Regions from separate parts of the Homo sapiens genome. Here region 1 is linked to region 2. The links are chromatin loops, found by intact Hi-C in ENCODE. Cell type or tissue: CD14-positive monocyte. All regions are shown on one strand. Each heading gives the region's core, and the rest is flanking DNA. Links, peaks and the distances in the headings are about the cores only.

What was found. A loop is a pair of places that touch in the nucleus more often than their neighbours do. Peaks named below come from ENCODE experiments on the same cell type or tissue, not always from the same donor. Only the 100,000 strongest peaks of a DNase experiment are listed, where the experiment ranks them.
Region 1: it touches region 2 in a loop (5-fold over the local background); 94 of 110 quality-filtered maps call a loop at or near these places.

The regions. Positions count from the first base shown.
Region 1 is chr3:71,868,774-71,885,101 of GRCh38, reverse strand. No RefSeq gene overlaps it. Among named protein-coding and RNA genes, the nearest start is that of PROK2, 92 kb to the right of the region's middle. RefSeq lists enhancers at 6,869-7,800, 8,731-9,662, 11,608-12,144. In CD14-positive monocyte, for the core only: CTCF peaks have their summits at 9,330 and 9,537 (motif pointing left); DNase peaks (open chromatin) are centred at 9,521 and 10,261.
Region 2 is chr3:72,814,883-72,831,210 of GRCh38, reverse strand. SHQ1 (SHQ1, H/ACA ribonucleoprotein assembly factor) reads left to right here. Exons shown (of 11, transcript NM_018130.3): 6 at 6,660-6,787; 7 at 13,827-13,981; 8 at 15,808-15,861. Among named protein-coding and RNA genes, the nearest start is that of SHQ1, 25 kb to the left of the region's middle. RefSeq lists enhancers at 8,615-8,894, 8,915-8,964. In CD14-positive monocyte, for the core only: a CTCF peak has its summit at 8,628 (motif pointing right); a DNase peak (open chromatin) is centred at 8,860.

The DNA of each region.
Region 1 (16,328 bases), core at 8,169-10,668, 950 kb after region 2:
GTGAAAATTGCCCACTGTCTTATCCCACTGAATAAAAGTGCACAGGAGAAGACAAATGTCACATCTAATTTAATCAGCAGTCCCATAAAAGGTAAGTTTTTAATATCCAGAATAAATCTTTCATTCATTCAACAAATAGTTTGATTTAGTGGTAGCTTTAGGGTTTAAAATGTGCATTGCTAACTTATTACAGTCTGCCTCCAAATAACATGCCATTTCACAAATATGTATAAAAACTTTTAAAAAAATACTTCTGTTTCTTTCTTCTATCCTTTGTGCTATTAGTTTTGTTGTTGTTGTTGTTGTTGTTGTTGTTGTTGTTGTTGTGGGGCTTACTGTTTGCCTTCTTTGTTTACAGAGTCTTGCTCTGTCACCCAGACTGGAGTGCAGTGGCAATCATAGTTCACTGCAGACTGACTCCTGGGCTCAAGCGATCCTCTCCTCTCAGATTCCCAAGTACCTGGGACTACAGGTGCACACCACCACATCTGGCTAATTATTTTTTTGTATTTTTTGTAGAGCCAGGATCTCACTGTGTTGCCCGGGCTGGTTTCAAACCACTGGGCTCAAGCGATCCTCCTGCCTCAGCCTCCCAAAACACTGCGGTTACAGGCATGAGCTACTATGCCCAGCCCACTTTGAGCTATTGTTAACATACATTTTATTTACACATATTATAACATTCACAATAGGTTGATATTATTTTTTGCCTTAAACAGTAAATTATCTTTTACATAAGTTATAAATAGGGGAAGGACCTTGTACATTTAATGGTACTTACCATTTAAAGCATTCATTTTGGGGAGTAGATTTAGATTTTTCTTTTATTTTCCTTCTCCTAAAGAACTTCCAGTAGTATTTCTTCTGCCGGTGCTAAATTTTTAGTTTTTCTTCACCTGAAAATGAGTTTTTGAACAATATTTTCACTGGACATAGAATTCTAGACAGGCAGTTTTTTTCCTTCGGTACTTTTGAGATGTCATTCCAGTGTCTTTGGCTCATGTTGTTTTTAATGAGAAGTCATTCATCATTTGTATAGTTGTCCGTCTGTGTGTAATGTCTTTTTTTTCTGTAACCTTCTAATAATGTTATTTTTAGGTTTCAGCAATTTTTTTCATGATATGCCTTAGTGTGGATTTTTTTGTGTTTACCCCATCTGAGATTTGCTGAGCTTCTTGAATCTATGGGTTTAAAGTTTTCATCAATTTGGAAATATTTTGGCTAACATTTCTCCAATTTTTTTTTTTTTTTTTTTTTTTGAGACAGGATCTCACTCTGTCGCCCAGGCTGGAGTACAGTGGTGTGATCTCAACTCACTACAACCTCTGGCTCCCGGGTTCAAGAGATTCTCTTGCTTCAGCCTCCTGAGTAGTTGGGATTATAGGTGCATGCCACCATGCCTGGCTAATTTTTGTATTTTTAGTAGAGACAGGGTTTCGCCATGTTGGCCAGGCTGGTGTTGAACTCCTGACCTCCGGTGATTTACCTGCCTCAGCCTCCTAAATATTTTTGTCTGTCCTTCTCTCACTCTTCTCTCCTTCAAGGACTCTGAAAAGTAGGTTAGATCACTTGATGTGATCCCATAGGTCACTGAAACTCTATTCAGTTTTTTTTTTTCATCTTTTATTCTCTGCATGCTTCAGTTTGATTAGTTAACTATTGCCCTGTCTTTGAGTTCACTAATATTTTCTTCTGTAGTGTCTCTATTAATCCCATCCAGTGAATTTTTATGTCAAATCTTGTATTTTTCAGTTTTTATAATTTGGTTCTTTTTTATAGTTTCCATTTCTCTATTGAGATTTGCCATCTATTTCCTCATAACATTTTTGTTTTCCTTTAACATCTTTGACTGTGTATATAGTAGCTGTTTAAAAGCCTTTTCTTCTATTTCCTTCTTCTTGTTTCTTCTGATTTGTTTCAATTATTGACTGATTTTCTGTCCTTCACATTTTCCTGCTTCTTCAGGTGTCTGTGCATATTTTATTGTGTTCTGGGCATTTTGGATGATGCATTGTTCAGTGTCTGGATTTTGTCGTCTTCCTTTAAATATCAGATTTTGTCTGGCAGACAGTTAATTTCCTTATGGATCAGCTTGATCCTTTGAGGTTTGTTTTTAATGTTTGTTAGGGAGGGGCTAATATATCTTTAACTCCAAGACAATAGTAACCTTCTCCTAACACATGGCCTTTCTTGAGGGTCAACTGAGTACCCAGAATTTTCAAAGCAGCCTATTCATTTACACTTACAACAATACACTTCTGTTCCATATGAGATTGTATACGCCATATACACTTAAGCCAATATCTCTTGGAAGGCTGAGTCAGGCAGATTGCTTGAGCCCACGAGTTTGAGACCAGCCTAAAAATATGGCAAAACCCTGTCTCTTCAAAAAGTACAAAAATTTGCTGGGTGTAGTGGCGCGTATCTGTAGTCCCAGCTACTCGGTAGGCTGAGGTGGGATGATCACTTGAGCCCAGGAGGTCAAGGCTGCAGTGAGCTGAGATCACACTACTGCATTCTAGCCTGGGCAAAAGAGTGAGACCCTGTCAAAATAAAAAAACAAAAACAACAGCAACAAAAAAACTCAGTTCCATACAAGCTCCAAATCTCAATTCAGCTCATAGCTTTGTTCTTTTCCTAGCCACCTGGATTCGTGTGCTGCATACTTGTCACTTGGTACCCAAAGAGTCTAGGATTCCTGAAGCTTCTTTTTTTTTTTTTTTTTCTGAGCAGATTTCAGAAGCTTCTTCTCTGTATGACTGCTACTTCTCTAGAACTCTGCCCTGTAAATTCCAGCCATGTTATCAGACCTAACTCCAGTCTCATCACATCTCTTCAGTAACACTGCCATTCTCTGTTTCAGTTTTCCTTCCATGTGCCATGATCTGGAAAAAGCTTTAAAAAAAGTAGATCAATCAACGTCTTCACTTTTTGCAAGTGAAGGCCAAGTTATAATGTAAGCAAGTCTCCAAGTTGTGGCCCATATATTACAGATATATTATTTAAACGTACTTATTAAATACAAGGCATAAAATGGCTTATAGAAAATGTTTTTGCAAGCTGGATGAAGTCCCAGGTCTTTGCCCTTTTAACCTCACCTTTCCTAAAAAGGTTCACATGCAGCAGGCATGACACTAGCCTCGAGGCAGCAGCAGGAGACCAGGAGACAAAGTCTCCAGTGTCATCCCTGAGAGTACCCACTGCAGGCCTCCCTGGACTTTCTACCCTCTTACAAGGGCAGAGGACTGGCCCCACAATGCTCTGGCCAAGCCATGTATCCTGACTACCACTAAATTGCCCAAGGAGAATCCACTTACAGCATCTAATATGTTAATTTAAAACCTCTAATTTTAACAGAACATATTTCTAATGTTCATTTTGTGAATGACCAAAGACTCTGGATTTCACGCAAGGATTAGCAATGCTTTTAGAATCAATGTTTCTGAAATCCTTTCTGATTAAAACCAAGCTGATTGCCCTGGTGTATAAATTTCTCATCTGGGTAGCAGTCTGCCCCTAGCATGCAGCTCGAGCTAACACATACAAAATACTACACTGTGTGGAGCTATTTAAACTTCCCGTACATCTCACCATACACAGAGCTGGCATGAGAAAAATCTAAAATCTGGATCAGGTGCTGATGTAATGAATGGGAACAAAATAAACTGGAAGCCTCCCCTCACAAGGATGGTCTGGCTCCCAAGGCTATTTCTCCCTTCATGAGCTGATTTTTCACGTGAGACACCTCAGCATGATCTCAGTTCTTCTCTGTCCTTTTCTCCACTGCTGCTGGGCTGACCAGCATGGAGGTCACAGGGCAGCATGCCAGGAGGGGTAGGGCCTCCATATTCCATGGGTCAGAGCATGTTACAAGGCCAGCCCCAGTCATTCAAGGAATGGGGAAATAAATTTAATGGTAAGAGCTACAAAGAGTTTATGCTAATATTTCATCCACCACACCCTGGATACAAATGTATAATTACCAACTAAAGAAAGTCACCCTGAAGACAAGGAGCAGGGTTCTACGGGAATGTCAGAGGAGTGGAAGAAATCTCAGGGCTCAGAGGAATCTAACTTGACCAAAAGCTCAGATCGCCCCTTAAAACCTATGTCTAAGATCTCAAGAATAAAGAGGGACAAGGAAAGGGTAGCGTTTAGGCAGCAGAATGACACATGCAAAGACACGTGGCAGGTGGTACATTTCACAAATGTGAAGAATGCAAAAAACTTTCATTGGCAAGGGGAGAAGTCTGTAAATCTCATGGAATTGTGACAGGGAGCTCCTTTCTCGGTAAGTGGGTGAAGTGAGCATTGAACGGAGCCTTCAGTTAACCAGGTGCGCATTGCAACATGGTAACTCAGCAATTGCACCCTCTCAGGAAAATGGCAGAAAGGGGCGATAGGATCAGCCAGTGCTGCATTTCAAACATTATCAAATGTTTTCTATTTTATTTTATTTTATTTTGTTTTATTTTGAGATGGAGTTTCACTCTTGTCACCCAGGCTAGAGTGCAGTGGTGCAATCTCAGCTCAGTGCAACCTCTGCCTCCCAGGTTCAAGCAATTCTCCTGCCTCAGTCTCCCAGGTGCCCACCACCATGCCTGGCTAATTTTTGTATTTTTAGTAGAGACGGGGTTTCGCCAAGTTGTCCAGGCTGGTCTCCAACTCCTGACTTCAGGTAATCTACCCACCTCGCCTCTCAAAGTGCTGGGATTACAGGCCTGAGCCTCCGCGTCAGCCTCAGACATCACCAAATGTTTTCTAAAAGCTGTCTATGAAGTAGTTCTCTGGTCCAAAAGGTTTGAAAATTACCTAGTTAACTGAGTGTATTGCTGAACTTGCTGGGGTCTTTAATAAGCTAATCACGGGCCAATAGTGTGCTGGTAAATGTTTAACAACCTTCTCTCTCAAATAAAATCGCCGTGATTTGTAGCATTTATCAGCTTCTGGAGTATAATACTCCTGCCATGACTGATTTCAAGCTACGGATGTGATGTCACTGAATGCACAGTGGACAAGAGATACGCAGTAGCACTCCATTCTGTAGTATTTCCATTCTACAGATACAATAAACATCATGTCCTCAAAAGCATAGATACTAGTGAAATGTAGTAACACAGGAAGTGAAAAGTTTTGAGTCTTTACTATATTTGTGTTTAATATGATTTGTCCGTTTATGTAACTTAATTTTTAATGATGGCTGTGTTTAAAAACCGGCTCACAAAATTTCTGAAACTGTAACAATCTTGTGAGCTGGCACAGGCTAGCTGTGCTGGACCTGGTAATGCCCACCCCTGTTGGAAATCTCTGAACAAGAGATGATGGAGCTTTTCCTCAGACTTCATGGCCACAGCATCCTCTTTATGGGACATCTAAAGGGCCATCCCTTATTTTTAGATATTTTGCAGAAACATTTTAGGAAATTCTGATTTGGTTATTTCATAGTTGTGGAAACTGAGATGCTAAGTAAGTGTCTTGCCCAAGAATCAGATCCAAATACAAACTAAGCTCTTCTGAGCCTTGGTACTATAACAAAAGGTTTCTCGTTCATTCTGTGCTCAACACTGTCCCAGATTCATAGCTACCATTTGCTCCCACATGCTATTGAAGGTACTCTGCTCATCAATTACAAGCATCATTGCATTTAATGTTTCCAATACCCTATATGTGTGGTATCCCCATTCTACCGATAAGAAAACTTCAGTGCGGAGAGGTTCAGGAATTCCACAGAATGAAGCAAAGACGCGGGTTGCTAAGAGATACCCTGCTCCCATTAAAATATCCCGGCGTCCCACTGCTCCATACTGTGGCTGGATGTGGTAGAACAAGAATAAGGCTTATCATCTTCCTTTCTCAGCAAGAAAAGGCCATATGTGTTCCCTTCCATGCTGTGATCCTTAAGCCAAAACATCTCCACGGGCCAGCTTTAAGCAGCCGTGTGTGCTATCCCGGGCCAGTCACCCCACCCACATCTACTGATGTATGAGATGCTGAGTTTAGGGAGCAGAAGCAGGGAAAATCCCCTCGTCCCACTTCCTAGGAATCCACTTGGCAGTGTTAGTAATAAGAGCTTTCTACTCTTTTCTTAAGGTTTTTACCTTTCACATCCATGATGCCATTTGACCCTTAAAAGACTCCATGAATTATTCCTGTTTCTCACCTTGTCCAAGGTCACACAGCTCCAAGGTCAGCAAGCTCTGAATCATCTGCCCCTGTGTCTTTCCCAATGCAGCAAGCTGCTTTATGCTAACAATAGTGCATAGATTAAGTATAGTTCCCTCTGAATCCAAATGTAAATGACGTTTGAGAGACCTTCAAGATTTCAGGAAATGTGACACACGTATATCTTCAAATGCAAGTTTGAACAGGAGGAATAACGTTCACTAATAGCTCACATTTGTAGGAACTGAGACTTAAGGCCAACCCAGTAATTATGCAAGTAACCCATATATAGTGCTTCCTAGGTGTTAGGCATTGCGGTGAGGGTTTTATGTGCATTAACTCATTCAGTCCTCACAATCACAACCCTAGGACATGGCTATGATGGTTGTTATGATTTCATTTTACATATCGGGAAATATGGAGAGGAAAAGCACAGTCCTGACTCAAGGCATCTCTAACTCTGATGGTTTGAGGGGTGTGTGTATAGAAGGTAAAGGAGAGAAGAAGTGATTCCAAATGACGGTGTCTCGTGTTCTGTGTCCTAGTTTTCCTCGGCATCAGCACCGCAGCACCTCCAAGCTGCACATGTGCACTGGCAGCCTGGTTTCTGCTGCAGCCCCCTCTATTCATCATTCATTCAACTTAAGGCATTGAAAAATTCTATTAAAGTGCAAATCTTACCCTGGAGGGAAAATTCACAAGAACCGTAACCTGTAAAGTAAGTATTGTTATCCCATTTTACAGATGAGAAAAGTGAGCTCGGGGATGTTACGAGACTTACCTAAGCGATAAACTAGTAAATACTGAGAAGGGAGAGTCCAGATACAGCATTACAACTCTGAGAGTTCTGGCAAGCTAGAAAATACTAGAAAAGCACTGAATATTGAGTTTATGTCTGAATGTGAGGCAGGAGAGCGGGGAGCGAGTTATTGTAAGAGGACGTTGGAAGAATCTTGAGCAGAGAGGGGTGGGAAGAGACTTGGTGCTGGCTGCCCTTACCCTCCTGCTTCTAGTCCATATGCTGTGTCACCAGTGTCCTGGCAGAACCAACAGGCATTCCACTCACTTCTAGCAGGCTCTGAAGCTCCCCAGAGGACCCCCTTGCCTCACTGGAGTCCCCAGGGCCCATCTGGGGTCGGTCTCTGTCAGGAAGCCAGAGCAAATTTCTTACCCTTCCTCCCAGTTTTCCTGGTCTAGGCCTGTTTCTCTTTCCTGTGTCATTTGTCACCTTCCCCAGGAAGGTTATCTGAGGATGCAGAGAGGTAGAAAGTTGTCAGCTGTGATGCCTGCAGGCCAGGTGGGGAGGAAACGCTCTCTCCAAACCCCTTCCCAGCAAGCCTGGGTCCTGGCTCCCCCTGTCAGAGGCGCGTGAACCAGAACAACTCCATCTTGAATAGGAGCTGGGTAAAATGAGGCCGAAACCTGCTGTGCTGCATTCCCAGACGGTTAAGGCATTCTAAGTCTCAGGATGAGATGGGAGGTCAGCATAAAATACAGGTCACAAAGACCTTGCTGATAAAACACTTTGCAGTAAAGAAACCGGCCCAAGCCCACCAAAACCAAGATGGTGATGAGGGTGACCTCTGGTCGTCCTCACTGTTACACTCCCACAAGCACCATGACAGTTTACAAATGCCATGGCGACATCAGGAAGTTTACCCTATGGGGTCTAAAAAGGGGAGGCACGAAGAATCCACCCCTTGTTTAGCATATCATCAAGAAATAACCATAAAAATGGGCAACCAACAGCCCTCAGGGCTGTTCTATCTATGGAGAAGTCATTCTTTTGTTCCTTTACTTTCCTAATAAACTTGCTTTCACTTTACTGACTCGCCCTGAATTCTTTCTTGGGCAAGATCCAAGAACCCTCTCTTGGGGTCTGGATTGTGAACCCTTTCCTACAGCACCCCCATCTCAGGGTACCATCCCTCCAGTCTCCTCCCTGGGGTGGCCCCTGGGCCAAGAGGCCAGGAAGAGAGCTCTCCTTTGATCACTCCCTTGTCAAAGCAAAAGGATTAAGATCCTACCACTTCCAGCTCAGCAATTCTCGGAAGATCACTCCATGCCCTCCTTTCCACCTGTATGACACGGGGATAATGACAATGTCTTCCTGGGCTGGGTACGAGGATGCAATTAGTTAATCCATGGAAAGTACTCTCAGCCCAGTGCCTGGCACCTATGCCCAATCAATTGTTCAGCATTGTTAGTGCTGTTATTATCTATAGTTGAGAAGTAATAATACCAGTTGCAGTTATCTCAGGCTACACTCCATATTTTTACCACTTCGCTTTTCTTCTCAGACACACACATAAACACACCCCACTTAATGGCAGAGGGTTGCAGCTTTACAAGCAGAACCAGCAAAGGGAACTCAGTTTAACTCTGGCCTGTGCCCAACTCAAAGGGTGGCCTTCAGCAAATAAACACTCCTCTTTGGGCTTCCATCAGGACGTGTAATTTATCTGGAAATAGCTCAAGTGAAGTGTCAGGGGTCACAACTTAAAGAGCTCAGGCCAAATCCAATTGTCAGAGAAGTTCTTGGGCCAACACTGTGCTCTGAAAATGGAGCAACAGGTTAGGGGCTGTGGTTCACGCCTGTAATCCCAACACTTTGGGAGGCAGAAGTGGGTGGATTGCTTGAGCCCACGAGTTCAGGATCAGCTTGGGCAACATGATGAACCCTCATCTCTATAAAAACAACAAAAAAGAAAAATACAAAAATTAGCCAGGCATGGTGGCATGTGCCTGTACTCTCAGCTACTCTGGAGGCTGAGGTGGGAGGATCACCTGAGCCTGGGAGGCGGAGGTTGCAGTGAGCCATGATCGTGCCACTGCACTCCAGCCTCGGCAACAGAGTAAGACCCTGTCTCAAGAAAAAAAAAATGGGGTGACATCACATCACAGTCCAGATATCTGGCTCCTCCCAGCATTTGGGGTGATCCGGTGGAGCCAGGAAGAGCTTTGCGAGGCATCTTTAGCCTTTCAGCCAATTCTCCTCTTTCCTCCTGCTCATGCAATCATTCCCTACCTGGCCCCTAGAGGCCTTTGACTTTGTGACCCTCTGAACCCACTAAATTCTCAGGTGGTTTCCGCTTTCAAATTCAGCAGTTGAAACCTCAGTTCTGACTTGCAGGGCTGGGAAGGATTTGTCTCCCTGCTGCAGGGGGTTAAGTGGCTGCTTTTGAAAGGACAAAGCTAGAGATGACTCGATAAGATAAGGAGCTCTGTTTTCAGGAGGAAAGAACAGGATTTTGTTGTGATCCAGAGGATAACAGTCTGAGCCTCTCATTCATCAGCCCATCCCTCCTCCCTCCCCTTAGCAGGCGCTCAGGGCCACCATGGGATGTGTCTGCAGCTGCTGCCATCTGCTGGGGCATAAAGTTGCTGCAGCCTGCCTGGGGATGGCATTTCTAGGGTTTGCACAGGTGTTTCCTGCCAAGCCCCGAATGATAGCTCTTGTCCCAGTAGAGGCAGTGGGCTCACCGCTACAGTTGCTGGTATTTATCAAGCACCTGCTATGAGCCAAATACTATTTTAGAAATTCCATGAGTTTTCCTACTAATCCATTTGCTAGAATAGAAGCCCACATGGGCAGGGAGTTTTGTCTCTTTTCTTCACAGCAGCAGCCCTTGTGCCTGGAACAGTGCCTGGCACAAGGAAGGAACTTGGTACAGGTGGGTTGCATGAGAACAAGTGTAAAGACAGATTGTGTCGTTATGTCCATTTTATGGATGAGGAAATTGTCACTCAGAGACACAAAGGCTCAAGGTACTATGGGTAAACCTGTGGGAGAAGCTGAAACATTCCTGGTGTGGGCAGAGCTTGTCTATCACTGCAGGTGATTTTGAAGATGGTCAAGACAGGCAACAGGTAGGAATGAACACCTCAGGTAGCCAGGGTCCTTTGAAGTTCAGAAAACCCAGGGTGCAAACCATCAGGAAACTAAGCCAAATCCACGAAATGTTGCAATGGGGCCCGGGGACCTGGCCAGGGCAAGAGGCCCTTCACATGTGTTTTGTGTGTGTTTTTTGAATTAGGAAACTTAATTTTTTTTTGAACAGTTTTAAATTTACAGAACAACTGAGTGGAAAGTACAGGGAGTTCCCATATATGCTCTCACGCCTACCCACACATATGCACACACAGCCATTTTCCCTATTACTAACATCTTGCATCAGCATGAAACATTTGCTACAATTGATGAGCCAATATTGATAACATGATTTTTAACTAAAGTTCATAGATTGCATTAGGGTTCATTAGGGTTCACTTGGTGATGAACATTCTGAGTTTTGAAAAATGCGTGATGTCATATATCCACCATTACAGAATCACACAAAATAGCTCCATTCCTTAAAAATCCCCTGTGCTCCACTTATTTTATTTTATTTTTTTCAGACAGGAGTTTTGCTCTTGTCACCCAGGCTGGAGTGCAATGGCATGATCTCGGCTCACTGCAAGCTCCGCCTCCCAGGTTCAAGCGATTCTCCTGCCTCAGCATCCCAAGTAGCTGGAATTACAGGTGCCTGCCACCACACCCGGCTAGTTTTTTGTATTTTTAGTAGAGATGGGTTTCTCCACGTTGGCCAGCTGGTCTCGAACTCCTGACCTCAGGTGATCTGCCCACCTCAGCCTCCTAAAGTGCTGGGATTACAGGTGTGAGCCACCGCGCCGAGCCCGTGCTCCACCTATTTATCCTTCCCTCTCCTCCAGCCCCTGGCCGCCGCTGATCTTTTTACTATTTCTATAGTTTTGCCTTTTCTAGAATGTTATATACTTAGAATCATACAGTATACAGCCTTTTCAGATTGGCTTCTTTAACGTAATAATATGCATTTAAGGTTTCTCCATATCTTTCCATGGCTTACTAGCTCATTTCTTTTTATCACTGAATAATATCCCATTGAATGGATGTGCCACAGTTTGTTTATCCATTCACCCATTAAAGGACATCTTGGTTGCTGCTGCTTTTTTTGGAGATGGAGTCTCACTCTTACTGAGACTGGAGTGAAGTGGCGTGATCTCAGCTCACTGCAACTTCCACCTCCCGGGTTCAAGTGATTTTCCTGCCTCAGCCCCCTGGGTAGCTGGGATTACAGATGCCTGCCACCACACCTGGCTAATTTTTGAATTTTTAGTAGAGACAAGGTTTCACCACCTTGGCCAGGCTAGTCTCAAACTCCTGATCTCAAATGATCTGCCAATCTCAACCTCCCAGTGTGTTGGGATTACAGGCGTGAGCCACTGCACCCGGCCACATTTGGTTGCTTCTAAGTTTGGCAATTATGAATAAAGTTTCAATAAACATCTGTGTGCATGTTTTTGTGTAGACATAAGTTTTCAACTCACTGCGTAAATACTTAAGAACCCAATTGCTGGATTGCATGGTAAGTTTTGTAAGAAACTGCCAGATGGTTTTCCAAAGTGGCTGTACTCTGTTGTGCTTCTGAACATAGCTCTTAGATCAGGCCTGCTGGCCAGGGTTTTCCCATTCTCGAAGTAGAGGTTAGGCCTGGGAGTCCTCTGGTCCCATCGGCAGTCTGCCCTTTTGCTGAGCCAAATCCACTTCCTCTGGTGAAAGGTGCAAGAAAAGCGCTTTTCTTTTCATCCTACAAAGAGGGACCTACTTTAGATGAGGTATAATGCTGTGGCAATCCCGGATGTTTGAAATTCCCAAGTCATCCCCTCAGGCTGGTGAAGGGGCCCACGGCTCTCAAGAGTCAACCTGTGCCTTTGGTTCAGAATACTTGACCTGAGTGTGCGCGTGTGGGTTGAAGAAAACAGCTACTGTTTTGATGTGCGGTACTTTTGGTTCCTGCCTAAAACCGTGATGAAACCAGTGCCTCTGGAATCAAAATATCCAGCTCTTGTTCCCTTTCCACTCTTTCTACAAGGTCAACAAGTTAGGTAACAGTTTAATTTGCATCATTCCAAAATTTAGAGTAATTAGAATATTAAAATTTAGGGTAATTAGGGAGATAATGGAACTATAAGCATGCCAGGAGTTTATTTTACTTTTCTTCTCTCTTTTTTTTTTTTTTTTAAAGGCTATGAAAAATCAGATATGACCCCTTTAACGTTACTTTAAAAACACAATTTTAAAGGTAGGCTAATATGAAACTGAAACTATAGGAAAGAAAGGGCTTTCTTAGTTATGCTTTTGACATTATTTTCCAGAATCCAAAATGCCATGTTTGCTTGCTTCTACACAATGGCATCTCCTCTCCCTGCCTCCCCCAAAAAACAAAAACCAACCAATCTAAAAAACTTTATATTCCACCAATAACTTGGAGCAAGTCATTTAATCATCAGCTTATTTTTAAAGGCTAATGTTCTTTGGTGATTGCCTAGGAAAACTCAGAGACTCTCACTTGAACTACTTCAATCTGTGAAGAGGAAAAAAATACTTTTGTTTTGCTGGTCGGAGGAGGGTTTATTTATGTGTCTCATTTTACAAGCCTAAGCACTGCAAATGTAAACTCTCTGAAGGAAGATTTTTGTTCTAATGACTTAACTGAAACCAGAAGCATCTCTCTTTGATTTACTGGAACAAGTCCAGTGTGGTCTTGATCTAGCATTATAGAACACGTGTCTCTACCTATGCAGCTGAGAAAACTTACCTTTTCTGTTCCAGCCAAGTAATTTCTCAAAGAATGAGGATGGGTGAAGTCTAGCAAAAAACAAACAAACAAACAAACAAAAGTTAAAAAATTCTCCAGATGATTCTTATAGAAACTGAAGTTTGGGAACCCCTGCTTAAGGCAATACTTACTTTTTCCCTTTTTAATTTTTTTTTTCCTTTTCAGCTTTCCCTACAAAACAACACATTATGTTTTTCCTGAATGTTTGAGCACTGAAAATATATAAATAACACATTCTGGATAAGTATTTTCTTCCTGTTATGTTTGACTGTCTCATTGAAAACATTTTAACTCTTTTTAAAAAAAATTCTTAAAACTTTACTTTTTAAATGAACATACAGTAAAATTGACTTTGTACGTGAGCACAGTTCTGTGAATTTTAACACGCATACACATTCAAGTAACCACTCCCACAATCAATACAAAACAATTCCATCACCCAGAAAATTCCCTCACGCCATCCTTTTGTTGTCAGAACCCCCCACCGCCCCAACCCTGCAACCCTGACCCTTAGCAAGCACTGCCATTACCCATCACCAAAGTGTCTCTTCCACAAGGTCACGTAAATGGAATCATACAATATATAACCTTTTGAGACTGGCTTCTTTCAGTCGACATAATGTATTTGAGAGTCATCCAAGCTGTTGCATGTATCCATAGTTCTTTTTAAAATTAATATTATTATTATTACTGAGCAGAATTCCATTGTGTGGACATAACGCTTTTTTCACCCGTTGTAGGGTATTTGGCTGCTTCCAGTTTTTGGCTGCTATAATCAGTATAAATAGAGCTGGGTTTGTGTTAAATCTATAGATGAATTTGGGGGAGGATTCCCAACTTTACATTGTTATCTTCCCATTTATGTGTGCAGTATGTCTTATAAATAGAGCTGCTATCATCATTCCTGTATAGGTTTGGGGGTGTAGATAAATTTTCATGTTGTAATACTTAGGTAATTCCTAGTAGTGGGATGCTGAGTCAGCTGGTAGACGTGCCTGGAACTTTACGAGAAACCGTCACAGTGTTTGCCATAGTATTTTCACGTTTTCAGCCGTTCTAATAGATGTGGAGGGTATCTCATCATGGTTTTTAAGTTGCCATTTCTTAATGGTTAATGATGTTGAACATCTTTTCCTGAGCTTATTTGCCATCCCTTTAGTGAAGTGCCTGTTCAAGTCTTTTGCTCATTTTAAAAATTGGACTGTTTGTTCTCTTAATGTTGAGTTTCGAGAGTTCTTAATATATTCTGAATACAAGTGTTTTGCTGGATATGTGATCAGTAAATATTTTCTCGGTCTGTAGTTTGTCTTTTCATTCTTTTACCAGTGTCTTTCCCAGAAAAAGTTTTTAATTCTGATGAAGTCCAGCTTACAATTTTTTTTTTCTGTTATGGGTCATGATTTTTCCCTATGTTTAATTCTAAACATTTTATAATTTTGTATTTTACATTTAAATGTATAACTTAATTTGAGTTAACTTTGGAATAAGGTATGAGATTTAGGTCAAGGTTCATTTTGTTGCATTTGGATGCCCAAATGCTTTAAACATCGCTTATTGAGAAGACTATCCTTTCCCTATTGAATTGCCTCTGCACACTGATCAAAAACTCAACTGGAAAACAGTAGTTGCCCATGGGGGGAGGCAACACAGGGGAACTTTCTGAAGTAATGGAAATGGGCATATACTTTACAGGGTGTGGCTTACATGGGTATATGCCCTAGTCAAAACGCATCAATTTACACACTTTAAGTCACGGCATTTTATTGTGTGTGAATTATACTTCAATTAAAATAACATCGGTTGGCCATCTTTGTGTAGGTCTATTTCTGGAAGTCTATTCTGTTCCGTTGATCTACATGTTTATCTTTCTGCCAATACCATGCTATCTTGATCTCAATTACTGCAGCTTTACAGAAGCCTTAAAATGGAAAAGTATGATTTCTCCAACTCTATTCTTTTTAAAATCCTGCTAGCTATTCTTTCTTTGCCTTTCCATATACATTTAGAATCAACTTATTTCTGTCTACAAAAAATCCTGTTGGGATTTTCATTGGGTTTGTGTTACATCTATAGATGAGTTTGGGGGGGTTAACATCTTTACATTATAATTTTCCAATTCTTGAGTGCAGTATGTCTTTTCATTTATGTAGGTCTTCTTTGATTTATTTCATCTGCGTTTTATTGACCCTTTACATATTGCATTAAATTTATACATAAGTATTTCAATGTTTGGAGTTATTTTAAACGGCATTTGAAAAATACCTGGTTTCCAGTTCCTTATTAGCAATAAGTATACAGAAATATCATCAACTTTTTTTTTTTTACTTGTACTCTACAACATTGCTAAACTCGGTTATTAGTTCTAGGAGGGGTGTGTGTGTGTGTGTGTGTGTGTCGAGTGTGTCTGTTTTTTGGACACATGTAAACAGTAATTTCATCTGTGAACAGGGATAGTTTTATTTCTTCTTTTCCAGTCTGGATTCCTTTCTTTTTCTTTCCTGATTGCACTGGCTAGGAATTACAGTACGACATCAAATAGGAATGGAGGTAGAGGAAGTCTGCCTTGTTCTCATTTACAGGAGGAAAGCATTCAATCTTTCACCATTAGGTGTGATTTTTGTTGGTTTTTTAATGATGTTCTTTATTAGGTTGACAAAAATTGCTTTTTGTAGTTTGCTAAGAGTTTTTCATAATTTCTTTAAATCATGAATTGATATTGAATTTTGTGAAATGTTTTTACTGTATTAATTTATATGATCATATGGCTTTTTTCCTTTTGACTATTGCTATTACAATGACTGATTTTTCAAATACTGAACTAACCTGGCATAGCCCAGGAGAAACTCCACTTAGTTGTAATTTATTATTCTTTTTATACATTGCTAGCTTCAAATGGCTAAGATTTTGTTAAGGATTTTTGCATCTATGATATATTAGTCCGTTCTCACATGGCTATAAAGGACTGCCCAAGACTGAGAGTTTATAAAGGAAAGAGGTTTAATTAACTCACAGTTCCGCATGGCTGGAGAGGCCTCAGGAAACTTTTAATCATGGTGGAAGGGGAAGCAAACACATGATGGCAGGAAGAAGTGACAAGCAAAAGGGGGAAAAGCAACTTATTAAACCATCAGATCTCATGAGAACTCACTCACTATCATGAGAACAGCAGCATGGGGTTAACCACCCCCATAATTCAATTACCTCCCACAGGGTCCCTCCCAGGACACATGAGGATTACGGGAACTACAATTCAAGATGAGATGTGGGTGGGGACATAGCCAAACCATATCATATGTTCGTGAGGAATGTTAGTCTGCAGTGTTTTTATCTTGTACTGTCTTTGGTTTCAGTATCAGGATAAACGAGTTGGGAAGTATTCCCTCCTCTTCTGTCTTGTGGAAAAGATTGTATAGAATTGTCATTATTTAATCATTAAATATTTGCTAGAATTTTTCTGTGAAACTATCTGGAACTGTAGATTTCTCTTTTTTTTTTTTTTTTTTGGAAAGTTTAAATTATGAATAC
Region 2 (16,328 bases), core at 7,349-9,848:
TAAGGGAAACTGGGTAAGAGCAGGGTATGTTACATTTTGGAGGACATCTGAGAGATTCAACTCCATTTACACTGCTATTTCTAATTACCTTTATCTCTCCAATTGTGGTTTTAAAGGTCCACTGAAGAGCAATTTGAAGAAACCCATTTAAAATCATGCTGAATATTTAAAGTGGAAATTTCATTGTCAGCAAATTTCTCAGGCTAGCATAAAAACAGAATGAACTTTACAAGACTGAAATTTCAAGTGGGAGGGAGCTTAATTAGAAGAACTGCCTATCTCCTCTCTTCTAAAACTAGAAGAATAACTATGGCCTGAGAGAATTAGGAAATTGGAATTTATAGTTAGCAGTGTGATATTATAAGCAGCCCTTATTTTTCTCCATCTTCTGTGTGTCTTTATCCAGAAGCTCATTTTCTTTAATACTATGCATGAAATATTCTTTCCACTTCTCAAAGAACTGTTCTTACAAGAATGGTTTAAATTTAGTTATGGGCTAAGTGAGGAGAGTGGGAGTCATGAGGTAAAGATTCTTTGTGACTTTTCTGATAGCAGTAAGACTTTGGCTCAGTGTAATTTTTGTGTTACTACTCACTATTTATATTAGCTGACTGACTCACCCAAATGTATTAATATTAAATGAAATGCAACTAAAATTCTTTTTAATTTTTATTTAAAAATTCTTTTTTTTAGCTCAGTGCTTTTTTTTCTTGTTGTTAGTGGTTAAAACAGTGGAGAAAAAAAGGCTCACTTTAAATTACTATCACCATGCAGATAATACATTGTGATATACACATGTAATACATAATGTATATAATATTAGCATAATAATGTATATAAGATTAGCATAATATTACCTATTTGTAAGTTGTTTGACTTGTCTTTACAAGTCATAGTGTTTCCTCATGTTGTCAGGATTTGGGGGGCTTTAGGAAAATGAATTTTAATTTCAGCCTAAGCAGAACACGGTGAAGTCAGTTGATTGTAAAGAAAAATTTATACATTTCAAAGGCACATATATGATTTTAGATTGTTATTTAAAAGTCTTTTATTGTAAAATCTGGATGTTATTTTGGTATAATCTGTTTTTTTTTTTTTGGCATGTTTTGCAGCTCACTATAGTGCTGGGCATGTAACAGATGATCCATAAATGTTGATTGTTTTTTATTATCCATTTCTTATTTGTAATTCCTTTGGGGTATTATTTTTACACTAAAATATGTTGACAGCATCTTGAAGCATTTCTTAATAGTCATTCCTCACTGCTTATTATTATAGCCAAGTATTCATACTTCTCTTGCTGAGAGTGTTTGGTTTTCTTCTTCCCAAATAGTTTTCTAATTGTTGGCATACATTTTACATTAACCAGTTCATAAAATCTTGCCTATTTCTTTGGGAGAAAACAAAAGAATTCAGTCAGTATTCTAAACATCTGTGAGATAAGAAAAGGGACAAAAATGATCTTATACCATTTGTTGTACCATTTTAAATTGTGATAATTTTTCATTACTCTAAATTTGTGAAAAAAGATGTATATTAATTAAGTTCTTGGGTTTATTGAGTAGATATTAAGACAACAAATAGTAATTGGATGGCTGGGAGCAAGATCACCTGCTTCTGAGGTGGCTCTCAATTCAAAACACAGAACTTGAGAAAAAGCATTAGAATACAATTTTATGTATCCCTTCTTTCATTTATGTATTTATTTGTTCAACAAATATTTGTCTGAATGAAGTACATGCTAAGCAGTGTCATAGATACCAAAGACACCGTGGTGCCTACGGCAAGATCTCAATCTCTGTGTTGTCCATGGGGCTTCCATTGTAGTGGAGGAAGTAGACACTATTTTTATTGTAATTAAGTGCTATGAAGAAGAAGCGTACTAAAGGGGTTTTATTGTAATCAAGTGCTATGAAGAAGAAGCATATTGAAGAGAGTGACTAGGCATCCCACTGACTTGACTCCTCTGTTCAACATGTCCAAAATTGAACTCATCCTTTTACTTCTAAAGTCTTTGTGAATTTTCTAACTTGATTGATGCCCCATTTTTCACTCTATTCACCCAGGTTAGAAAGCGGGGATTCATCTTTGCCTTCTTTCTTATCCCACACATTCAATCAATCCTGAAGTTGTACCATTTTTCTCTGTAGTATTTTTTTTTTTTTTCACTTCATCAGTTTCTGGCCCTCATCTGTGTCTGGTTTAGTGCAGCACTCACTAACTGCCTAACTGGCATCCCTGCTTCTAGTCTGGACTTCTTCAGATCCATCAACCATGAACCATTAGTATGATGTCTTACGTGCTGAAAATGAAAATCTGCTTAACTCTGTCCTTGGTGCTCTTCTGCTTAAAGTACCTAACTCCTTTGTGTGTCATCGCAATTTCTCTGTGATCCCGACCCTGCCTACCTCTGTAGCTTCACTTTTGCCACTCCCTGCTCACGTTTTACACCACAGCAATAATGAATGTTTGCATTTCCCCACCTATACCACACGGCTTTTCTCTCTCTTTTTTTTGAGACAGAGTCTTGCTCTGTCGCCCAGGCTGGAGTGCAGTGGTGCGATCTTGGCTCACCACAGCCTCTGCCTCCCGGGGTTCAAGTCATTCTCCCGCCTCAGCCTCCTGAGTAGCTTAGATTACAGGTGTGCACCACCATGCCCAGCTAACTTGTATTTTTAATAGAGACCAGAGTTTCACCATGTTGGCCAGGCTGGTCTTGAACTCCTGACCTCAAGTGATCCACCTGCCTTGGCCTCCCAAAGTGTTGGGATTACAGACATGAGCCACCACGCCCAACCCACACTGCTTCTCATATATTTCCTTTTATCATGGTATCCCTTTGCCATTTATTTCCCCTGACCCCACATTGCCTGAATAGTGGTTGCTTATCTCCTCAGACTAGGCTCATTGTTTCTTCCATGCACTTGCCCTGTTAGACTGGCTTAGGAAGCCCACCTCAGTGCTCCCCTGTTACAGTTTGTCTTGTTTTTTACCGCATTGTTTTATAATGTTCTGTATTTGTGTACATGGTTCTCCTTAAATTGTGGAGTCCTTAAGGGCAGAAGTGAGTTTTACAGATCTTCATCTTCCTGATGATGCACGTAGAGGGCATTCAGTGAATGCTTGTTCAATTAGTGACCTTGAAAGTCTTGAAAAAGGCGGGGCATGGTGGCTCACGCCTGTAATCCCAGCACTTTGGGAGGCTGAGGGGGTGGGTCATGAGGTCAGGAGATTGAGACCATCCTGGCTAACATGGTGAAACCCCATCTCTACTAAAAATACAAAAAAATTAGCTGGGCATGGTGGCGGGCGCCTGTAGTCCCCGCTACTTGGGAGGCTGAGGCAGGAGAATGGCGTGAACCCAGGAGGCGGAGCTTGCAGTGAGCCGAGATTGCGCCACTGCACTCCAGCCTGGGCAACAGAGTGAGACTCTGTCTCAAAAAAAAAAAAAAAAAAAGTCTTGAAAAAAAATTGAGATCTCAGATGAAAAAACAGACAAAACTTGAAAGTAATTTATTATGAAAAGTAAAACATTAGTCACCGTCAGCGCTTGTTCATGAAACTCTTAATTCATGGACAATTCAAGCATAGACCACAGTTCAGATTACTAGGACTGTATTAGTGAAATTTTACTCAAAATAATCAAACATTTTGGAGGTGTTTTTGGTGGGGAGGGGGATGGAGGTGGTAGAAATACCATGTTACCAAGCCAGTTTTCTTTTTCCCTTCATCATGGTCCCTTGGGGAGGAAAACAGCATCTTTTCAGTTAGGCTCCTTTACTCTTGCCTTTGGTGTCCTCTGCGCTGTGGTGTCCAAGGCCCTTTTCTCTCACTGTGCCAGTTCTTCCTGGGCAATTTTATCCTCTTCTTGGTTTAAATGCTTATGACTCTCATATCTCTGTCTTGAGCATCAGACTTGTATGTCCACCTACCTATTGGATGGGTCTGTTTGTAAATCCTAAAAAAAGGCATGTCATACTCAACCTATCCCAAGCAGGAGTCGTTATTTCTCACTCATGTCTGTTAGCTTCCCTGTCTCAACGAAGGACACTGTTGTCCACTGAGTTGTGGAGGCCAGAATTCTCAGTGTCATTTTTCACTCCTCGAGCTCTTCATTCCCTACAACCTGAGGGTTCTGTCATCTACGTATAGGTCAGATTCATCCACTTTTCTCCATGTCCACTGCCACTCTCTTATCCTAGGCCACCATTATGTCTGCTTCTCCAGGTTTCTCCCTTTAAATCATTTTCCAGGCTGCAATAAGAGTGATGTTTCTAAACCATGCTAATGTCATTCCCCTATGTAAAAAGCTTTTAAGTGTTTAGTTGGTAGGGATAATCTTTGAGATTTTTTAAACATGGCTTACAAGGTGGTTGCCACTATATTATGTTCAGCTTCTTTCAACTTTTTTTCCCTTAAATGTGCCTTCTTGTTTTCTAGCCTTCGCCAACCAGTTTTTCATTACAGAATACTCTGTCCCACCCCCTTCATCTGGTTAACTGTTCATTATCATTCAACCATTGGTTTAGGTATTATATCCTCCAGGGTCCTTGCCTGTCATTCTAATTTATTTTGCCCTAGAATCCTGTACTGCTGATATGTCATAGCATTTTGCTATATTGTAATTGCTTGACTCTCCCATGGGATTGTAAGTTGTGTGAGGGCCAGGACTGTCTGTGTCTTGTCATGAATGGAACTCCAGTGCCTAACATGGATCATGGAACATGGGACAATGTCAGTACTTTCTGTTGAATGAATGACTTATTTAGCATTTTAGCCATTTATTGTTATTGTTTATCCCTTTGAAATTCATATCCTAGAAAAAAGCTCACGTTCTGATTTGTGGATGAGTTTATAGTAGAACTTCAATTCAAAAGAGTTCCTTCACTTTAAGGAGAAAGAGATAGCTAATAAGAAAATAGGCTTAGCAGGATTAGTTTATGAAGCAGCTATTTTGTCCTTGTCTCATATGTCTGTGCACCTGTTGGAAATTGTTATTGAGAATTCCTATTTCAAGATATTAGCTGTTCAGTTTTGTCTAATATGTACTTTATTTCCTCATATATAAAAATGGAATATTTATGTTGGTTAAGAGCTTGGAGTCTGAAGTAAGAGTTCAGTATGTCTACATCCTAGCTATGGTTTTTACTTGTTCTCTGAACTTGGCCAAGATACAAAACTTTTCTGAGCCTCAGTTTCTACCTTTGTAAAATGAGGATATTGATAGTACCCCATGCCTATAGTGATGGTGTGAGGATTCAAGGAAATAATGGATGCAAAGCTTTTAGTGCGGTGCCTGGAACATACAAAGAACTCCGTAAGTTGTCTGTGATCTTTCTAATTTTTAAGTGATTTCAGTATCTCAGTTGAAAGGGAAGGCTGTGGAAAACTATCAGTTAGAAACTGATATAAGATTATAGTTTACAACTATAAGGTTGTAAAACTATCAGTTAGAAAATTCAGTGTATCAAAGCAACCAATTCCTTGAGTTTCTAGTTAACTAAAATATAAATAAAATTTTCACCATGAGTTATACCTTGTTAATGCTTTTCCCAAGAATACCAATTTCCAACTTTGAATGCAAGATAGAATCATTTCTGAATAAGTGTCCTCCAAGAGTGAGAGGTGTATTTTGAATGTGGCTGTTATTTTTCTAGTTAAAACAGGAATGTAGAGTGCAGGAAAATTAGCTTTCTGTTCTCTACAAATGTTGCTTTTATCTTCTTCAGTAGTTTAAGGAACTTTAAAATTAGTATCTTAATAAAATAGATTTTATCTTGGTAGAAAATATGAGTGCACATGCCAAAAATGGTGTGTGTGTGTGTGTGTGTGTGTGTGTGTGTGTGTGTAGCCCCTTTTAGCCTCTTTGTGGAGATGCAGTATCCTGAATTTCCTACTCATCTGCTTGTTTTTCTTTGCTGGTTGAGTTCAAAAATTTTTTCCTTTATTGAAATTTTACTAAAGTCTGTAGTACTTGCATACCTAGCACAAGTGCTAGATTTCAGTCCAATGTGTCTTCAGATTTGCTTCATTTCACATCATCGAATATGGGATGGGACTTCAGGGTAGGACCAGTCTTCTATGTACCTTCTATTTAAAGAGATCAGAGGTTGGACACAGTGGGTCAAGCCTGTAATCCCATCACACTTTGGGAGGCTGCGGTGGGAGGGTCACTTGAGGCCGAGAGTTTAAGACCTGTCTGGGCAAGGAAGCAAGACCCTGTTTCTATGAAAAAATAGAAATTAGCCAGGCACAGTAGCATGTGCCTATAGTCATAGCTACTTGAGAGGCTGAGACAGGAGGATTGCTTGACCCCAGGAGTTTGAGGCTGCAGTGAGCTGTGATTATGTTACTACTGTACTCTAGCCTGAATGACAGAGTGAGACCCATCTCTTTTAAAAAAAGTTAAAAAAAAAAAAAAAAGAGATCAGCAATGTTATATATCCCTTTAGGCAGATACTTACTTTTGTTTTATGGTAAATAACTTATGTTTGTGGTTAGTAACTACAAAGAAAGTAAATATAGTGTTCAGTCTTTCCTTGAAATGTACTTTGAATTAAAATCTGTATTTCTAGTACAAATATGAGTTAAGATAAAATGTTAAAAAGTAAAAGCCAGTGAAATCCTGTATAGTAAGTTCTTTCAATGTTTTTTCCTAGAGCTGACTTTTTTGAAGATGAGGCGATTGAACAGATTTTGAAGTATAATCCTTGGTGGACTGACAAATATTCAAAAATGATGGCCTTTTTGGAAAAGAGTCAGGAACAAGAAAATCATGCTACATTAGGTAAGAAACTCAAATTCGGCTAATTTGTTTCATTTTAAAATCTCATGGTGTACCACGTTTACTGCCTTCCATATTATTAAGCGTATAGTTGTAATTGCCTTATAATGTTAAAATATGAGTTTGAATTGCTAATTTTGGAAATGACTTCTTTGCCCCTGACTGGAAAATGCCGCTAAATAATTAGGCTTATTTGTGTTGGAAAATTCTTTTGAAGTATGGTTTCCTTTAGAATCATTGGAGTTCTTTTATAATTAATTATTTTTTAAAACCTAAATTTAGGGATATTATCACACAGGACATTTGTAGTTTCTCAATAACCTGCTTAAGAGGTATGAACATTCTTCTTTGGTAAGGACATTTGAGTATTAGTAACGGGCGGGGGGAAGACCCAAGTGGGAAAAGACCTAGATGGACATGTTATTACCAGCTTCTCTAAGTGCAGTGTAGCATTGATATATTAAGACTATACATTAGAAATATAACATTTGCAGACAGATCAAGAAGAGAACACCCATGTTTTCTGTCACACTGATTTGGCTTTTATTTACATATTAAAAATAAAATTTCAATGTTTAAATGGAAAGAATACATATATATGTACATTCTGAAGAGTATTAAATGGAATATAGACTCTTCCCACCCCAAGTTCTTCTTCCCGGAAGTAATCACTATTAGCAATTTTGGGGATATTTTAAAAATATATATTCCCACATCTAAACAGTCGCTTTAAGAAATGTCTACACATAGACTCACGTATACCCGGTTTGTACCTTGTTTTCAATTTGTAGTGTGTGTTGCACATCTTCCATATTAGTATGTAGAGATCTACCTGAAGCTTTTCATGATTACATAGTATCCGGTTGGATATTTTTTTCATGATTGATGGATATTTGGGCTGTTTACTACTGGTGGACATTTGGGTGACTTCCTGTTTTCTGCAGTTGCAAATAGTATATATAGTGGCCTTCTTTGACCACTCATTCTGAAGTAGCTACAGGGTCTCTAATGCATCACAGTTTTTTATTTTCTGCATATCAATGCAATAGCCTGTTATCTGCTATTTTTTCAGTGTCTAGTATAGTGCCTGTTATATAAAGGTACTCAGTAAATATCTATAAATATTGTAATAAATGTTTTTATGGTTAAGTTTTATTAAAGTTTAGGTGAGTTCTACCAGATCAAAAAATTGCTACTATAATATTTTAGAAAATAGAGGATTAGCTTTATTGCATAACAGAAGCTCATTATAGTGACTCTTTTTTTTTTTTTTTTTTTGAGACGGAGTCTTGCTCTGTCGCCCAGGCTGGAGTGCAGTGGCACAATGTCGGCTTACTGCAAGCTCTGCCTCCCGGTTTCACGCCATTCTCCTACCTCAGCCTCCCAAGTAGCTGGGACTACAGGCACCGGCCACCGCGCCTGGCTAATTTTTTGTGTTTTTACTAGAGACGGGGTTTCACCCTGTTAGCCAGGATGGTCTCGATCTCCTGACCTTGTGATCCGCCAGCCTCGGCCTCCCAAAGTGCTGGGATTACAGGTGTGAGCTCCCGCGCCCGGCCTATAGTGACTCTTTGTTATAGATTTATTGTCGTTTTCAACAAATCCTGACTTTTATATTTGAGTTTAAGCAGCTTTCAGAGACTTCTCACATTATGTATATATAGACAAATTTTCAGGTTTAGGATTGCTAACAGAATATAGATAGTTAATTGTACATGCTAGGTAGATCTGATCATGAAGTTTGAACAAACTTAAATCATCAAGTGTGTCAACTGGTTTGAGTCAGTTTCCCTAATTTTAGCACGGTATTTTAATGAGGTGGTGTGGGAGAAAATTGATGGTTGCGTAGTTGAGTTTTCTGTCCACCAGGGTGAGCTAGTTGCCCTAAAAATCAAGAGAAGGCGTTCCCTTTGATTTAAATTCTAACTTGCTCTACTTTGATAAACTGTAGCTTGTTCTCAGTCCAGTTTTCTGTGTCAGCAATGCTCTTAGTCTTCTTTGTGTAATTTTAGCAGGAGATCAAGCCACTCAGTCCTTTTAACCACCTGCCCTCCTGACCCTTCATCTGACCCATGACTGATAGCCAGGCTGGTGCATCAGGAACAGTCATAGTCTGCAAAGCCATTATGGTGATTCATTCTAAAAACCACCTTTAAAAATAGCAAGGACATGTGATCTAAGGTAGACGAACTTGAGCTTTGTGTCGAACAGCGTGTCTCTTCTAATAATACCAAATGTAAGATATAAACTAAATGTAGGCTTGGGGTTGGACTTCTTGTTCCACCACATGCCTGCGATATGATCTTGCACCTTTGGGTTGCTGTGGAATGCTGTACCTACCTCAGAGTTGTCCTGAGATTGAATGAAACGATGTATTTAAAATCCTGTAAATGTTAGAAATTATTATTGTAGAGTAAAATCAGTCACAGGAGAGCCAGGAGTTGGATGGTTTCTCTGTGAAATTACAATTTTTATACATTTAGAAAGCTTTAAGGGAAAGTTCCTTGTTAACAAGATTTCTCTCTCATTTGAAAAATCCTGGTTCAAATATTTGGGGCACTCAGAATTGGAGGAATAAATTGAAGTGTGTTGAGCCAGGATAAAATATGGGGGAAAAGAAATAAACCAAGAAATAAACATCACAGTTTTCTGCTGAACTATGGTGCATGCTGCTGTACCTTTTCTCCTCTTCCTCTTTGTTCTTTGCCTCTCTGGCCTTCTTCCTCTTTGTGTCATAGCGTGGGCTGTTGTCTGTTTAACACCTCCTCATCAGGTGTCGCCAGGCAGATACAACAGTGCAGGTGAGGGGTGTACCTTTGATTCATTCTGTATCATAAAATATTAACCTAGATTGCTTTGAATTCCAGATAAGCCTTAGGTGGTGAACTTTGCTCCCTCTTTTTCTCCCTTGGTTGTAATTCTTGTCGTTTTCATCACAGCCCTGAGTTACAACAGGGAGACTTTTCTCCAGCTTTGTAGTGATCCAGATTTTCCTCCCCAAAGGCTTGTAAATGGAAGTGTTAAACGCCGTGCTTCCCCTGAGCTCTGGTTTCATGAGGATGAACTCACCGCATTTCCCATGTTGTCTTTCAGTGGTTAATCTGAAGCTCCAGAGTCTTGGCACGTTATTGCTTGTTATGACACCACGTAACATTTATAGTCAATGAACTTCCTAGCAGGGACATCCTGTTTGGCACCAGTGAGCCCTTCAGTGTTTGTAGAGATAACTGTCAGTGTCAACTTTGAAAGTTGTAGCACTGCAGGGCTACCCATTTAGGCTGAAGGTTTGAATGCAGCACAATTTTTTCTGGTTCCCTTGATCTGGTTCCAGTGAATGTACAATGTAATAGACAGATGTGCGTTACTCTGAGAGCATTGAGATCCTTTGTGATTTAATTGTTGACCCAGATAAGAGGGATGTTTGGGAGGGGGATTTAGAGAGGAAGGGAGGATTTAAAAGTAACAAAATTAGAAAATATTTGGAAGAGAAAAGTGACTACCTTGCAGACATCTTTCATTTTGATAGTCCCTTTGCAGCCTTCAGACATATTGGTGGGGTTTTTGATGTTGGGAGGTGGTCCTTGGCCATTTGCTTCAATGCTAGGGCACCAGTTTCCTCCTCAAATGTATTGAGAGTTCAGCTGACTTTTGTTTCACTGGAGATTATTTTTAAAAGTATAATTAGCCAAAACATTGTGAACTATATAGCAAAGCTGCTTTGTAGTGTAGCTAAGTCATACAAATGCTTGACAAATGTTATTCATGGTGGCAATCATCCAAGCATTGTTGGCACTGCATCTGTAGTTATTTCCAGTACTGCTGCTAGGTTAGACTTGATTGTGTGCAAACTTCCCCCAAGTTCCCCTTTGGGTGATATGATTTACAGCTCTAATAAAAAAGGCCTTAGGGAGCTCAGACTTTTGGTTTCTCTAGTGATTTCCTGGTTTGTTGTTATTGTTATTTATCATCTCTGATTTCTTTGCTTGAATTTCAGAATTTAAATGCATTTGTGTGTTATTAATGAAGTAGGCCACAGTGGAACTTATAAATGCTCAGTAAAAGGTGGAAGTGTTTTAGGGAAAGTCTAGCAGCTCCTAGTATCCAAGAATTCAGAAGAATAATTCAAGTAGGTTTTTCTTCTGTGCACAGTTATTGAAAATGACTAATGTAGAAATACTTACATGTGGATAATGTAACGTCAGAACCTACATTGCCTAGGTCAACTTTTATAAATGGATAAACGTCGATAGGTATGATTACTTAAAAATGAAGGCATAAATATGTAGAGAGTTGACATGTTGCTAAATAGTTTCTGGGCATGCTTACTTTGTGATTGAGAATTATGTGGGAGCAGGGGTCTATTAGTCAACTAGGATATAAAGACTTTTCTCTAGTCAGAGATCATGAACACCTGGCATTTTCCCATTAGCTAAATTAATGAACATCTCAAAAACCATACCTAAGGGAATACTGTCTCTAACCTTCTTGCTAAATACAAGGAGTCATAAAATATTTTGTCAGGTATGCTTTCTTCCTGCAGTGAGTATATGCCTTCATGCCATTTCCTTAAATCAAATTGCTTAAAATGAACTGAGAGCTTTTATTTAAATTAAGGAACTTCAGATGCGTCCTCCAATGAGGCAGTCAACACTCAGTTTATCTGTCTTATTAATTAAATCCAGTAAATTTTAAATTAAATACAGTTGACCCTTGAACAAAACATGTTTGAAATGCATAGGTCTGCTTATATGGGGATTTTCTTTTGCCTCTGCCACCCCTGAGATAGCAAAACCAACCCTTCCTCTTCCTCTTATTCCTCAGCCTACTCAATATGAAGACCAGGATGAGGACCTTTGTTTATGATGCTGTACCTCCACTTAATGGATAATAAATTTAATCTTAAAGAGACTTCATGTACAATTCAAGGATTGGGGAAACCTTAACTAAAGCTATAAATCCAGAATCTTGTCTTAAAAAAAAAATGGACATATTTGACTACATGAAAAATAAGTGTTTCAATGGCAAAAGGTACCATAAACAAAGTCAGTAGAGATATGGTAGCTTTGGAAAGATGATTAGGGTTTATATCTATAATATACAGGATTCTTAATTTGACAAGACAAGCCATCCAATAGAAAAAAACTGGACAAAACACATTCGAATGGGTCACTCATAAGAGTGCAAATCCAGATTGCCTACAAACCAAGGAACTAGTGCTTAAAGTTGAGCAATTGGAGAAATACTAAGTGAAATAACAATGATAAGTCACTGTTTTAGTTTTCTCTTGCTGCATAACAAATTATCACAAGCTTCACACAGTGTACATTCATGATCTCAGTTTCCATGAGTCAGAAGTTGGGCCAGGCTTAGCTGGGTCCACTGTGTAAGGTCTTGCAAGGCTGTAGCCAAAGATATCCATCTTATTTTTTTAAAAAACAGATGTTGGAGGCTGTGTTCTTTCCTGGAGCTCAAGGTCTTCTTCCAATCTCACATGATTGTTGGCAGAATTTAGTTCCTTGCAGATATAGAACTGAGGCCCCTACTTTGTTGCTGGCTGTTAGCTGGGGGCCACTCTTAGATCTTAGAGGCCTCTACAGGTCCCTGCCACATAGCCTTCTCACAGGCTCTCTCACTTCACCATGTGACATCTTATTTCTTCAAAACTAGCAGGCGAGTCCCTGGCTTTGGTCTGCTAATAATGGAATATAATCATGGAAATGACTGTCCCATTGCCTTGGTCGTATTCTGTTGGACAGAAGCAGGTCACAAGCTCCATCCCCACATAATGATATGACTCATTGGAAGTCATCTTAGAATTCTGCCTACTATACTCAATTTATTAACCTGGAAATGATTGTAAAAAAGCTATTACATTTCTTGCCAGGGGGAGGTGGGAGGTATGTGTAGGAAGAGGAACTTCTATTCATGACTGTGAGAAAGGAGAGTTATTGTAGCCTTTAAGTAAAGTGTCTTTCTAAAACAGATACTTTTTTAACCCAGTCAATACAGTCTCGAGAGTCTACTTTATGGAAATAAAGCCTCTAATAATCAAGGACATAGGATAAGGATATTTATTGCAGCATTATTAGCAGTGGCAGAAAACTAGAAGCAAAGTGAGTGCCCATCAGTAGGGGGAGTGATTGGACAGAGCATGGTACATTTTGGAATATTATACTCCTTTACAAAAATTAGTTACACACCAGTTGACTTTTAGGGATTTGCCAGAGGTATTGTTGAGTGAGAAGGGCTAGATGGAGAAAAATGACCTAGTTATTTGGGTTGAGGGAGGGTGTAGGAAGTATAAACTCCCTAGTAGGTATGCTTGTGTGTCTGTATGTGATTACATGTCTAGAGAAAACTATGGAATGGTATATACTAGATTTTCAGTGTGTGAGAGGCTGTTGACGAATATTCAGGAGGCGAGAAGGTGCCAAGCAGAAGAAGAAAAGCAAAAAGGAACTGTGTTGTAAAGAAACAATCTTTTCCCACAAGTCTAACGTATGTGATGTGGTCATATGTAAAACTTGATTTATATGGTAAACAATATGAGATTTTAATGGATTAATTTGAATTGAAATTTAATCTAATTAAATTAAATTTAAATTTAACAATTTTAATTGATTAATATCTGGGAGTATTCCTATTTCTTGGTATAGAACTTTCAAAATGGATAACGAATATTTTCAGTGTGCTTTATTTAGCACTTTCTGTTGTCAAAATGTATTATCTTAATTTTAAAGACAGTAACTGGCATTCAGACGTCTTAAGTACAGAACAGTGTAGCAAAAAAGGGAGGGTCAGGAATTAAGGAATAGGTATTATTTAGAAAAATCTTCTTTATTCAGCCCTATTAGAATTTGAGCAGACTCATAGCTCTTACTAAAACTGTGAAGTCTACTTAAGTTATTTATATATCCATAGTTAAGTAGAAAGAACTTTTATTTCAGTTTCTATAATCAAAGTTCTAATTTTGACAAATCTTCCATTGGGAGTTTTACAAAACTGAATGAAACATCTAGTTTTTAAATGCGTTTTCTTCTAGTGTCTTTTTCTGAAGAAGAGAAGTATCAGCTACGAAAATTTGTCAATAAATCTTATCTGCTGGACAAGAGAGCCTGTCGTCAAGTGTGCTACAGTTTGATTGATATCCTTCTGGCATATTGCTATGAAACCCGTGTCACTGAAGGAGAGAAGAATGTAAGTGCATGTATGTGTGCATGTTGCCATAGATGACTGTGCTGAGTAAACTGCATTAAAGCATCAGTCTTTCTTGTCTAGAGTAGAACTGGTGGTGATCAGTTATTCAGGGGATGCCCCCAGCAGAGTTGCATGTGTGTGGTGGTGGTGGTGGGTACCCACATGCAATCATACATTACTTAGTTGGTCTTTTTCACTTTTCTCTTGGCATTAGTCTCTGCAAAAATAGCAGAGTAGGGAAGTTTAAGGGAGTGAAACTGAGAGTAGAGAGGAAGGCTACTCTGAGCTCTCATCTCTTTTAGGCCAGAGAAGTGCTCTGTCACATGACACTTCACATTGGCAAGGGGGTAAACTGCCATACCCATTTATATTCTTTCTCTCAGCCAGAAGTCAGCAGATGCAAAATATGGCATTTTACAAAATAGAGAAATCTTAGTATTTACCTGCAAGTGTCCCTCAATTCATAGAGTATGTGTACTCTGAAAAATTATATGTAAATCAGATTTTTTAAAACCTGAATTATATCTTTTTTTGCTATTTAAAGGGATCATATTATAAAAGTAAATCCTTTTGTAAATTATTTCTTCATCTTTTAAAAAATAATATAGACTTTGTTGTATCTCTTCTTAAACCATATTTGATTTTGTAAATGAAGAGCTAAACTTCCTTTTCACCTGTACCATTGATTGTATATTTAAAAAGGCTGGAAACCAAAAAAAACAGCCTTTCTAGTTAGTGTGGCCCTGCAGCTGTTTATAATTGTCCTTGCTCAAAAGGTTATTTTTGATCTGAGCATAGCTTTCCTTTTTTGAATTACACAAATAATTCACATATGAAGGAAAATATACACATGAAGAAAATAATTAAGATTTCCTGTAATTTCAGTCATCAGAAATATAACCGCTGTTACATGGTGATGTATCTATTTCCAATCTTCTTTCAGTGTGCGCGTGTGTCTATATTGTGTGTATTTACCTTAGGTCCTAACGTGTATACTATTTAACCTGCTTTTTTCACTTGACATTATAGCACTAGGATGGTATTAGAGTTAGAATTTTCTATGTACCAATTTTTTTTGTTGTCATGATTCTGAAAATTTCTAGGGTGCCTCTTGACATTTGTGTCTGACTCCAAGATGACTATTAATTTAGTGTGTTAAGGGCATAATATATCTGAAAATACTTTTTGTTTTCACTCGTCTTTTAAAGATACTGTAATTGGAGAAAATGTTTTCTTTGACCAAAAAATGCTTCATATTAAATCTTGAAAAGATGAGTGTTTAGGTATATTTGAAAAAATTTACCATTTTTTATTCTTGTATTTGTGTATTTGAAATCATGAAGTCTTACAACTTGAGACCTTCTCTAGCATTTACTTATTCTCACCAGCATTCTCTGAAAGATCAAATTTTCTAGCAGCTTCTTAAGTGCCACAGGTAATACTTCAACATTATCTTTGATTCCTTTGATAGATTATTTATGGATTGTTTGGGAGGCATGTAACTTAGTGGAAAAAGGACAGAAATTGAGCAGGGATTACTTTGCTTTAACTTTTAGTTTCAAAACCCCTGGTTGTTTGCTCTTGTGTTCTGGTACTCTTATCAGTAGAAAAGTTTTATTTTCGAAAATCCCAAGGAGAGTAAACAGAAACTTCCCACTGGTAGTCTCTGTATCAGCAAAATAATTATTTTTCTATAGTCGTGAACACTTCTTAGTTCTCATATGTCAGTGATCCTCAGACACTGGTTGAATAAATGGATTTGTTTGGTCTATTTAAATGACTTCACCTCTAATGTGATGGTATTCTTTTCTCCAAAACAAATAAAGGTTGAATCTGCATGGAATATCAGGAAACTGAGTCCAACACTATGCTGGTTTGAGGTATGATTTCCAGTTGCAATTGTTTAGAATTTGTTGTTCAGGAAGTTATTTTTGTTGTTTTTACATCATTTGGGGTAATTCAAGCAATTCCTTGAATTTTTAAAAGTAGAAGCTCTATTGTACAAGTATGTTTTCCATCTTTTTAATAAAATTCTGATAATGAACCAGGTAGAGTACTTTGGAAGCTGGGGGAGGGAAACACACTTTGGAGAGAGGATGGAGACATGGTTTGTTGGGAAAGAATGTGGGGGCAGAGTGAGAGGTGTGTTTGTAAGTTGGCATGTATTGGAGCTTGAAACTCAGAGATGGAAGCAAACCTAGGTGATAAGTGACTGTCAGGGTCTATGCTAAGAACACACACACACACACGAAAAATAATGTTTTTTATATGATTTTTTATATATATGTGTATATGTAAAAAAACTTCACCTATTCTCAGTATGTCTGTGAGGTAAGTATTGCAGGTT